Linked DNA regions of Homo sapiens: region 2 is linked to region 1. Evidence: read pairs that join two places in POLR2A ChIA-PET (ENCODE). Cell type or tissue: GM12878. All regions are shown on one strand. Each heading gives the region's core, and the rest is flanking DNA. Links, peaks and the distances in the headings are about the cores only. Region 1 overlaps BORCS8-MEF2B (BORCS8-MEF2B readthrough). Region 2 overlaps SLC25A42 (solute carrier family 25 member 42).

Region 1 (4,382 bases), core at 253-4,252:
TCCTGGATCCAAGGTTTGGGTACACAGATATGTTCAGTTTGTGCAAATGTGTTGAGCTCAACTCTAGTGGTTTGTGCATTTTTCTTCGTGTGATTTATTTCAAAAGGAAGATTTCTTTTTTTTTTTTTGAAGTGGAGTCTCGCTCTGTTACCCAGACTGGAGTGCAGTGGCATGATCTCAGCTCATTGAAACCTCCACTTCCCGAGTTCAAGCGATTCTCCTGTCTCAGCCTCCTAAGTAGCTGGGATTACAGGTGCCTGCCACTGTGCCCGGCTAATTTTTGCATTTTTACTAGAGATGGGTTTTCACCATGTTGGCCAGGCTGGTCTTAAACTCCTGGCCTCAGGTGATCTGCCCACCTCAGGGGCCAAAGTGCTGGGATTACAGGCGTGAGCATGGGCGCCCCCGGCCCAAAAGGAAGATTTCTAAAAAGCTCCAGCCAGAGCAACATAGTGAGACCCTGCCCCTAAAAAAAAAAAAAAAAACAAACTAGGGCCAGGCCAGGCACGGTGGCTCACGCCTGTAATCCCAGTGCTTTGGGAGGCTGAGGTGGGAGGATCACTTGAGCCCAGGAGTTCAAGACCAGCCTGGGCAACATGGCAAAGCCCTGTCTGTAGGAAAAAAAAAAAAAAATTAGCTAAGTGTGGTGGCATGCCTGTGGTCCCAGCTACTCAGGAGGCTGAGGTGGGAGAATCACTTGAGCCCAGGAGGTGGAGGTTGCAGTGAGCCAAGATCACACCACTCCACTCCAGCCTGGGTGACACAGCCAGACGCTGTCTCAGAAAAATAAATAAACAAAAATAAAAAAATTTAGCCAGGCGTGGTGGTGCACCCCTTAGTCCCAGCTACTCAGGAGTCTGAAGTGGGAGGATCACTTGAGCAGGGGGAGGCAGAGGTTGCAGTGAACTGAGATCCTGTCACTGCACTCCAGCCCGGGCAACATTGTGAGACTGACTCGAAAGTTTTTTTTTCTTTTTTTTGAGACAGAGTTTTGCTCTTGTCGCCCAGGCTGGAGTGCAGTGGCGCAATCTCAGCTCACTGCAACCTCCTCCTCCCCAGTTCAAGCAATTCTCCTGCCTCAGCCTCCTGAGTAGCTGGGATTACAGGCACACACCACTACACCCAGCTAATTTCTGTATTTTCAGTAGAGATGGGGTTTCACCATGTTGGCCAGACTGGTCTCGACCTCCTGACCTCAGGTGATCCACCAGTCTCGGCCTCCCAAAGTGCTGGGATTACAGGCGTGAGCCACAGTGCGTGGCCTAAAAAAAAAAAAAAAAAAAAAAAATTAAATCTAGCGGGGCATGGTGGTGCCTGCCTGTAGTCCCAGCTACTTGGGAGGCTGAGGCGGGAGGATCACGTGAGCCCAGGAGATGGAGGCTGCAGTGAGCTATGAGTGGGCCACTGCACTCCAGCCTGGGTGACAGAGTAAGACCCTGTCTCTAAAAATAAAAAAGCTCCTTGCTGCTTATGGCTGCTGTGGGGAGCAGTGTCTGTTCAGGCTAGAGTGAGGTGACAGGAAGAGGCTGGGCCAGTGGGAAATACAGAGTTTGAATGGAGACAGGGGTGGCACCTGGGCAGAAGTGGTGACCAAAGGGTGCAGGATGTGCTGGTGACCTGGGATAGAAGAGGAGCCTGGTGATCCCAGGCCTGAGCGATGTGGGGGTGAGGGGGAATTGGGAGGACAAAAGAAGAGCTCAGGAGTGCGGAAGCATCAGAAACTTTCTGGCAGTATCTGTGGTCACTAAGTCAATCAACAAACATTACCCTGAAGTCCTTCAAGCCATAGATTATCATCTCCCCAGCCTGGCGAGGCCCCTTAGCCCCCCAGTAATGGAGATGGGGTGCTGGAGGGAATCCCACCCTTCCACTGACCCTTCCCCTCTGGCCTCTCTGCGTGGTAGGACTCAGTTCTCTTACCTGTTAATTGGGGGTGAGAATCCTTCTCCCACCAGCTGGGAAGAGGGTAGGGAGCAGGGGTCTACTGAACTTTTTTTTTTTTTTTTTTTGAGATGGAGTCTCGCTCTGTTGCCCAGGCTGGAGTGCAGTGGCGTGATCTCGGCTCCCTGCAACCACTGCTTCCCAGGTTTAAGCGATTGTCCTGCCTCAGACTCCCGAGTAGCTGGGATTACAGGTGCACACCATCACACCCAGCTAATTTTTTATATTTTTGGTAGAGGCGGGGTTTCAGCATGTTGGCCAGGCTGGTCTCGAACTCCTGACCTCAAGTGATCCGCCTGCTTTGGCCTCCCAAAGTGCTGGGATTACAGGTGTGAGCCACCACACGGGGGCCTCTATTGAACTTTTCTTCTGGCTTCTGGGAAACCAAAAGGAAGAAGGTCTGGGCCTTGGAACTGGGGGCGCTGAGTCAGTACAGCATCCTGCAAGACCACCTTGAAATACTGTCATCAGTCACCTGCTTCCTCCCCCATAAAATGGGTCACAGGATCCTAACCTCACAGGCTTTGCAGAGGGGTTTAAGAGAAAAGATTAGGAACAAGTCAAGTTCCCTTTCTTGGCACCCCTGCGGGACTTTACTGGGGGGATGAGCTGCAGAGTCACTTCGCCAGACCCCTGAGCCCGCAGGGAGGCCACGGCTTGGCAGAGGAACCCAGGCCGGGAAAGGAGAAGTGAGAGGCAGGTGGGTTGGGTGGGGGTGGGGGTGAGGGCCCGCGGGAGGCGGTGAAGCGGGGAGGGGGCGCTGCTCCCGGCCCCTGCAGCGAATCAGGCCTGCCGCCCCGCCTCACGCAACCCAGGCTGTGGTTTCATCACCTGCTCCCCAAGTACCTCATTATGGGCGACAGGAAGAGCCCCTTGGAAAGCCAGGACCCCTCCTCCCCTCTCCTGGGGGCTCCAGCGGCTCCGACCCCAGCTGCAGGCGACCCTCCCTCCCCAGCCAGAGCCCTGGGCCCGCCTCCTCCCCGGGGGCCTAGGGAGGTGGTACCCAGGTGGGGGGGCATGTAGGTGACCTGGCGGCCTGGCTCAGTTCACAGCGGTCCCTGGAGCCCCGCACCTGCCCTCAGGGACTCAGGGGAGACGGTGGGCTCGGGCAGTGACTCCCCTGTTGCTGAGCTTCTCTGGAACTCAGTTTCCTCCTCCAGAAAGTCAGGGGGCAGCAGGGGCCACCTCGCTGAACTGGGGGGAGGGGCTTCACAGTAAGGTGCTTTACAGATGCGGGGAGGATTTGTGGTCGATGGGTCCTGATGCCTCTCAGAAGGCCTTGGGGTCACCTCTCCATCCTGGGGGAACCCAGCTCAGATTGCGGGCCCCAAAAAGTCCCTGGTGGAGTGCTGAGGGACAGGGGCGGATGGGGTTGGGGGTCACTCCATCCTTGTATGGGCATAATGGGAGGTAGAAATATTCCCCACACACGGAGACCCCCAAACAGAGCCGCAGAAAATCCACAGATGCCCGAAACAACAGATCCCCCAAATACACAAGTATTCCTCCTGCGAAAGTCCCCAAAATACATGCAGTTCACGATACGCCAAACCCCCCAACCCACACAGCTCTCCAAACACACACATCCCCAAAACACATCCTATTCCCTCTGCATAGACAGACCCCAAAAACACTCAGACATACCCAGATGCCCCAACACATGCCAATCCCCCAAATGCACAGACACATACAGATCTCCCTAAACACATGGCCGTCCCGCAAATACACACAGACCCCTTTCCCCTGAACAATGTGGAGACCCCCGCCAGACGCATGCAGACTCTTCCAAACATATGCAGACTCCCCCCAATCCATGCTGGTCCCCCATTACATAGGTAGGGCCCCCCCATCCCTGCAGTGATACCACCCACACTCTAGCTTTCTTCTTTTTTGTTTTTTTTTTTTGTGAGACAGAGTCTCACTTTGTCACCCAGGCTGGAGTGCAGTGGCGTGTTCTCTGCTCCCTGCAACCCCTGCCTCCTGGGTTCAAGCGATTCTCCTGCCTCAGCCTCCCCAGTAGCTGGGATTACAGCCATGCGCTACCACACCCAGCTAATGTTTGTATTTTTAGTACAGACAGGGTTTCACCATGTTGGCCAGGCTGGTCTTGAACTCCTGGCCTCATGTGATCTGCCTACTTCGGCCTCCCAAAGTGCTGGGATTACAGGCCACCATACCTGGCTGGGTTTCCTCTTTTTAATTATTATTATTTTTTTTTGAGATGGGGTCTCGCTCTGTTGCCCAAGCTGGAGTGCAGTGGTGCCATCATAGCTCACTGCAGCCTCCAATTCCTGGGCTTAAGCATTCCTCCCACCTCAGATTTCCCAGCAGCTGGGGCTACAAGCGCACACCTAATTTTTAACCAGACTATGCCAGGCTAATTTTTTTTATTTTTGTAGAGAAGGGGCTTCATTTTATCACACTGGCTGGTCTTGAACTTC
Region 2 (4,382 bases), core at 110-4,109, 86 kb before region 1:
CTGAGTAGCTAGGATTACAGGCGCCTGCCACCACGCCTGGCTAATTTTTGTATTTAGCCAGGCGTGGAGACAGGGTTTCGCCATGTTGGCCAGGCTGGTCTCAAACTCCTGACCTCAAGTGATCTGCCCGCCTCGGCCTCCCAAAATGCTGGGATTACAGGCATGAGCCACCTCACTCAGCCAAAAAATTTTTTTTAGAGACAGGGTCTTGTTCTGTTGCCCAGGCTAGAGTGCAGTGGTGTAATCACAGCACATGCAGCCTCGACCTCCTGGGTTCAAGTGATCTTCCCACCTCAACCTCCTGAGTAGCTGAGACTATAAGTGTGCGCCACCATACCTGGCTAATTTATTTTGTAGAGACAGGGCCTCACTCTGTCACCCAGGCTGGAGTGCAGTGGTGGGATCATAGCTCACTGAAGCCTTGAACTCCTGGCCTCAAGTGATCCTCCTGCCTCGGCCTCCCAAAGTGCTGGGATTACAGGTGTGACCCACTGTATGTGGCCTATGTGGAGGTTTAGTGACACATCCAAGGTGTCACATGCTAGACCCCATCATCCCACAACACAGTGTGTGGTGGCAGGGAGCCTGTGCATGCTGCTGTGTGGCTATGAGGAAGAGAATGATTGAAGTGGTGCATTCTTGCTGCTGTGGGAGGGATGGCTGAAGAGCAGGAGGACAGGACAGCAACAGGCAAAAGCACCTGTCTGCAGCTGTTATGTTTCTGCTTCCTTGCTGGGCATGGACACTGAGTGTGACATGGACCCTTGCCTTCCAGGGACCCCTGCCTTCCAGGGACCCCCAGCCTGGTTGCAGGGAAGCAAGTGGAGAGTGGCCCCTCAAGTGCAGCAGAGAACCACAGACTGCTCAGTGCAGGGCAGAGCAGTTAACTTTGGGGGCAGTGAGGCCAGGACATTTAGGAGCTTTGAAGGATGCAGAGAAGTTTGCCAGGATCGGAGACTGCGGCCAAAGCAAAACTTGGCATGTCCAGGGAATTAATTCACTTGTCCAGCAAATAGTTGTTGAAGGCCAATCAAATGCGGATTGCTGTGCCAGGTTCCGTGTGGTAAGAACATGGGGCTTTTTTTTTTTTTTGAGTTGAAGTCTTTCACCATCACCCAGGCTGGAGTGCAGTGGCATGATCTTGGCTCACTGCAACCTCCGTCTCCTAGGTTCAAGCAATTCTCCTGCCCCAGCCTCCCGAATAGCTGGGATTACAGGTATGTACCACCATGCTGGCTAATTTTTGTATTTTTAGTAGAGACGGGGTTTAACCATGTTGGCCAGGATAGTCTTGAACTCCCGACCTTAAATGATCCATCTGCCTTGGCCTCCCAAACTGCTGGGATTAAAGGCGTGAGCCACTGTGCCCAGCTAATTTTTGTATTTTTGTAGAGACAGGGTTTTACCATGTTGCCCAGGCTGGTCTTGAACTCGTGGCCTCAAGTGATCTGCCCACCTTGGCCTCCCAAAGTGCTGGGATTACAGGCATGAGCCACCACGCCCAACCAAACATAGGGCTTTTGAGGCGAGGACAGTTACTGAAGTAGACCCTCTTAGTGGAGGAATGTGAGTACCATTCAGTACCTTGGATTGTTTTAGATAACATCTAACGGCCTTTGGTGACAGGTGTGGGCAGCACTGTCTGCAAGGACAGAGGACAGCAATTGATCATAGAATTTCCTGGATCTTTCAGGGTGTTTAACCCATAGAGACCGCAACAAGGGTTGCCTTAACCAAAGATTGTCTGAAAGGCACACAGGAGCAAATGCAGCAGGAAGAAACTCCCCATTTGTGAGGCAGCCTGCGGGGTTGGGGTTAACGGGCAGCAGCCATTATGTAAGATGTGCCCGGATCCCTTAGGCAGAGTTAATGCTTATTAACTAGAAAAGAAAACAGCCTTTATCGGCTGGCAGATAGGATGTTAATTGGCTTCCGTTTACTGAGAGATTACAGGATCCATTTCACGGCTGCTTATAATAAACTCCATCCACAGAGAAACTGTCCCCACCCCCACCCAACATTTGTACAAACATTTCCTGAGTCCCAAGGGGTGGAGCTGGCAGTTGTATGGTGGTCCCCACAAGGTAACAGCATAAACGGTGGGCCTGTCTTATGTCTGGTCGGGAAGCTATGAGACAGGCTCAAGGGAATCAGGCACATGTGCATATGAGTCTGTGTGTGTGTGACAGTGTGTGTGAGAGAGTGTGTGTGTGCGTGCGTGTATGTGTGTGTGTGTGAGTGTATGTGTGAGCGAGTGTGAGTGTGTGTGTATGTGTGAGTGTGTATGTATTAGGATAGCCTGTGTACATGGGGCTTATAGGATGCTTGGGTTTGAAATTGCCTGATTCAGAACAAGAAGCAGCCTTGTGGCTGGGCGCAGTGGTTCACACCTGTAATCCCAACACTTTGGGAGGCAGAGGCAGGTCGACTGCTTGAGGCCAGGAGTTTGAGACCAGCCTGGGCAGCGTAGCAAGACCCCGTCTCTACTAAAAATAATTTTAAAATTAGCTGGGCATGATAGTGTACACCCATAGTCCTAGCTACTCAGAGGCTAAGGTGGAAAGATCACCTGAGCCCAAAAGATGGAGGCTGCAGTGAGCTATGATTTTACCACTGCATTCCAGCCTGGGTGACAGAGTGAGACCCTGTCTCAAAAAAAAAAGAAGTAGCTTGTCCTGCCCTCTCCCAAGCAACTGTCAACTTGCTTGGAACCAGTGTTCCCATTGCTCTGGAGGTTCTATGCTGAGGCTGGTGTGATCATGAGTTATCGAAGATCCCATGCTCCAGGTTCACGTTTCCTGAATAATGCTGCTTAGTAAGTCATTTCCTATGTCATCCTCCCATACCCCGCCGAGCTTTGTTTTTTGTTTGATGAATGGAAAGACTGCATGAACAGAAGCAGCATGGGAAAAGATACACGTATGTTATTTGGGGCTGGCCCCCCTCTGCCTGGCCGCTGGTAGTCACCCTTGTGGGGACACCTGAATCCCAGTTCAGAAAGCACTGGCATCCTAGGTACTCGCGAAAGGTACCTAGAGTGAACGTGGCAAGGCTGGGCCTCGGAGCCACAGGACACTGTCATCTGTGGTTGTAAATACTATGTGGGGCTGGGGGAGTACGAGGTACCTACCCCAGCACAGCATACGAGTCAGGACTCTGGCAGGTGCAAGTGACAGAAACCCATCCTATGCTGACTGAACTGGAAAGGGTGCTTCCTGGGCTCCATGACAGCAAAGTCCGTGTGCTTTTGGCACCACTGGCTGCCAGATCCCCCTAGCCTGCAGGTATCCTCCTTCACCTCCTGGCCTTGCTCTGCCCTCTAACTCTGTGTCAACTCTGCCCTGCAGTCTCACACCCTACTGGCTTCCCCTCCCCTGAAGAAAGAGGACTTCTCCGGCCCGATGGTTCCCTCAAAAGTCCCAGATCTTGGTCTTTGGGGGCAGCACCCTGAACCTAGGGGAGTGTGAAGTCTCATTACCTGACCATGGCCACCTGGGTCACCCTGGAGTCAAGGGGAGGATCAGCCCCACTTTCTTCTCCACAGTGACAGGGAGCAGAGCGAGTGGTTTCCCAGAATGCTGTCCTCAGAAGGGATGGCCACTGTGCGTGTGGACCAACTGTAGAGCTTCAGTGCCTCCTCCAGGCTTTCATCACTGCTAAGATCATCAACAGGTATTCTCGGCCAGGTGTAGTGGCTCATGCCTGTAATCCCAGCATTTTGGGAGGCTGAGGCGGGTGGATACCTTGAGGTCAGGAGTTTGAGACCAGCCTGCCCAACATGGTGAAACCCTATCTCTACTAAAAAAAAAAAATACAAAAATTGGCCAGACCTGGTGGTGTGTGTCTGTAATCCCAGCTACTGGGGAGGCTGAGGCACAAGAATCACTTGAACCTGGGAGGTGGAGGTTGCAGTGAGCCGAGATCATGCCACTGCACTCCAGCCTGGGCAGCACAGTGAGACTCCATCTTAAAAAAACAAAACAAAACAGGTGTTCTCCACAGGTTGGAGGAAAGTGGGAAAGAGCAAGCTGAACACGTCCACTCCCAAAGGCCATCCATTCAAGTCCCCTGGGAATTACAAATGGCTTGCCTGCCCCACTCCCAGGTTTGGCATCCATTGGCCTGGGAGGGGGTGTGGCAGAGGTGTTTTGTTTGCACTGTTTAAACATTTTAAATTGAGATATAGCTTACATAGAATAAAGCACATAAATCCTAAGTGTATATATAGCTCAGTGAATTTTTATGTATATATGCATCCTTGGAACCAGATCAAGACAGTTTTCAAGCCCCCAGCTGGCTCCTTCCTGCCCCCTCCCTGATATACCCCCTAGAGGTAACCAGTATTCTAATCTTTATCACCATAAATGTGTTTTGTACTTACG

Evidence for each region. Peaks named below come from ENCODE experiments on the same cell type or tissue, not always from the same donor. Only the 100,000 strongest peaks of a DNase experiment are listed, where the experiment ranks them.
Region 2: POLR2A ChIA-PET joins it to region 1 with 7 read pairs; 7 of 35 experiments call an interaction of 5 or more read pairs at or near these places.

The regions. Positions count from the first base shown.
Region 1 is chr19:19,157,978-19,162,359 of GRCh38, forward strand. All of the region lies in intron 5 of BORCS8-MEF2B (BORCS8-MEF2B readthrough), which reads right to left. All of the region lies in intron 1 of MEF2B (myocyte enhancer factor 2B), which reads right to left. Among named protein-coding and RNA genes, the nearest start is that of MEF2B, 10 kb to the right of the region's middle. RefSeq lists an enhancer at 2,421-3,396 and a silencer at 2,642-2,971. In GM12878, for the core only: no CTCF peak of the experiment used is centred there; a DNase peak (open chromatin) is centred at 2,595; H3K4me3 peaks cover 701 bases; H3K27ac peaks cover 3,021 bases.
Region 2 is chr19:19,072,501-19,076,882 of GRCh38, forward strand. The region is part of intron 1 of SLC25A42 (solute carrier family 25 member 42); the gene reads left to right. Among named protein-coding and RNA genes, the nearest start is that of SLC25A42, 11 kb to the left of the region's middle. In GM12878, for the core only: no CTCF peak of the experiment used is centred there; no DNase peak of the experiment used is centred there.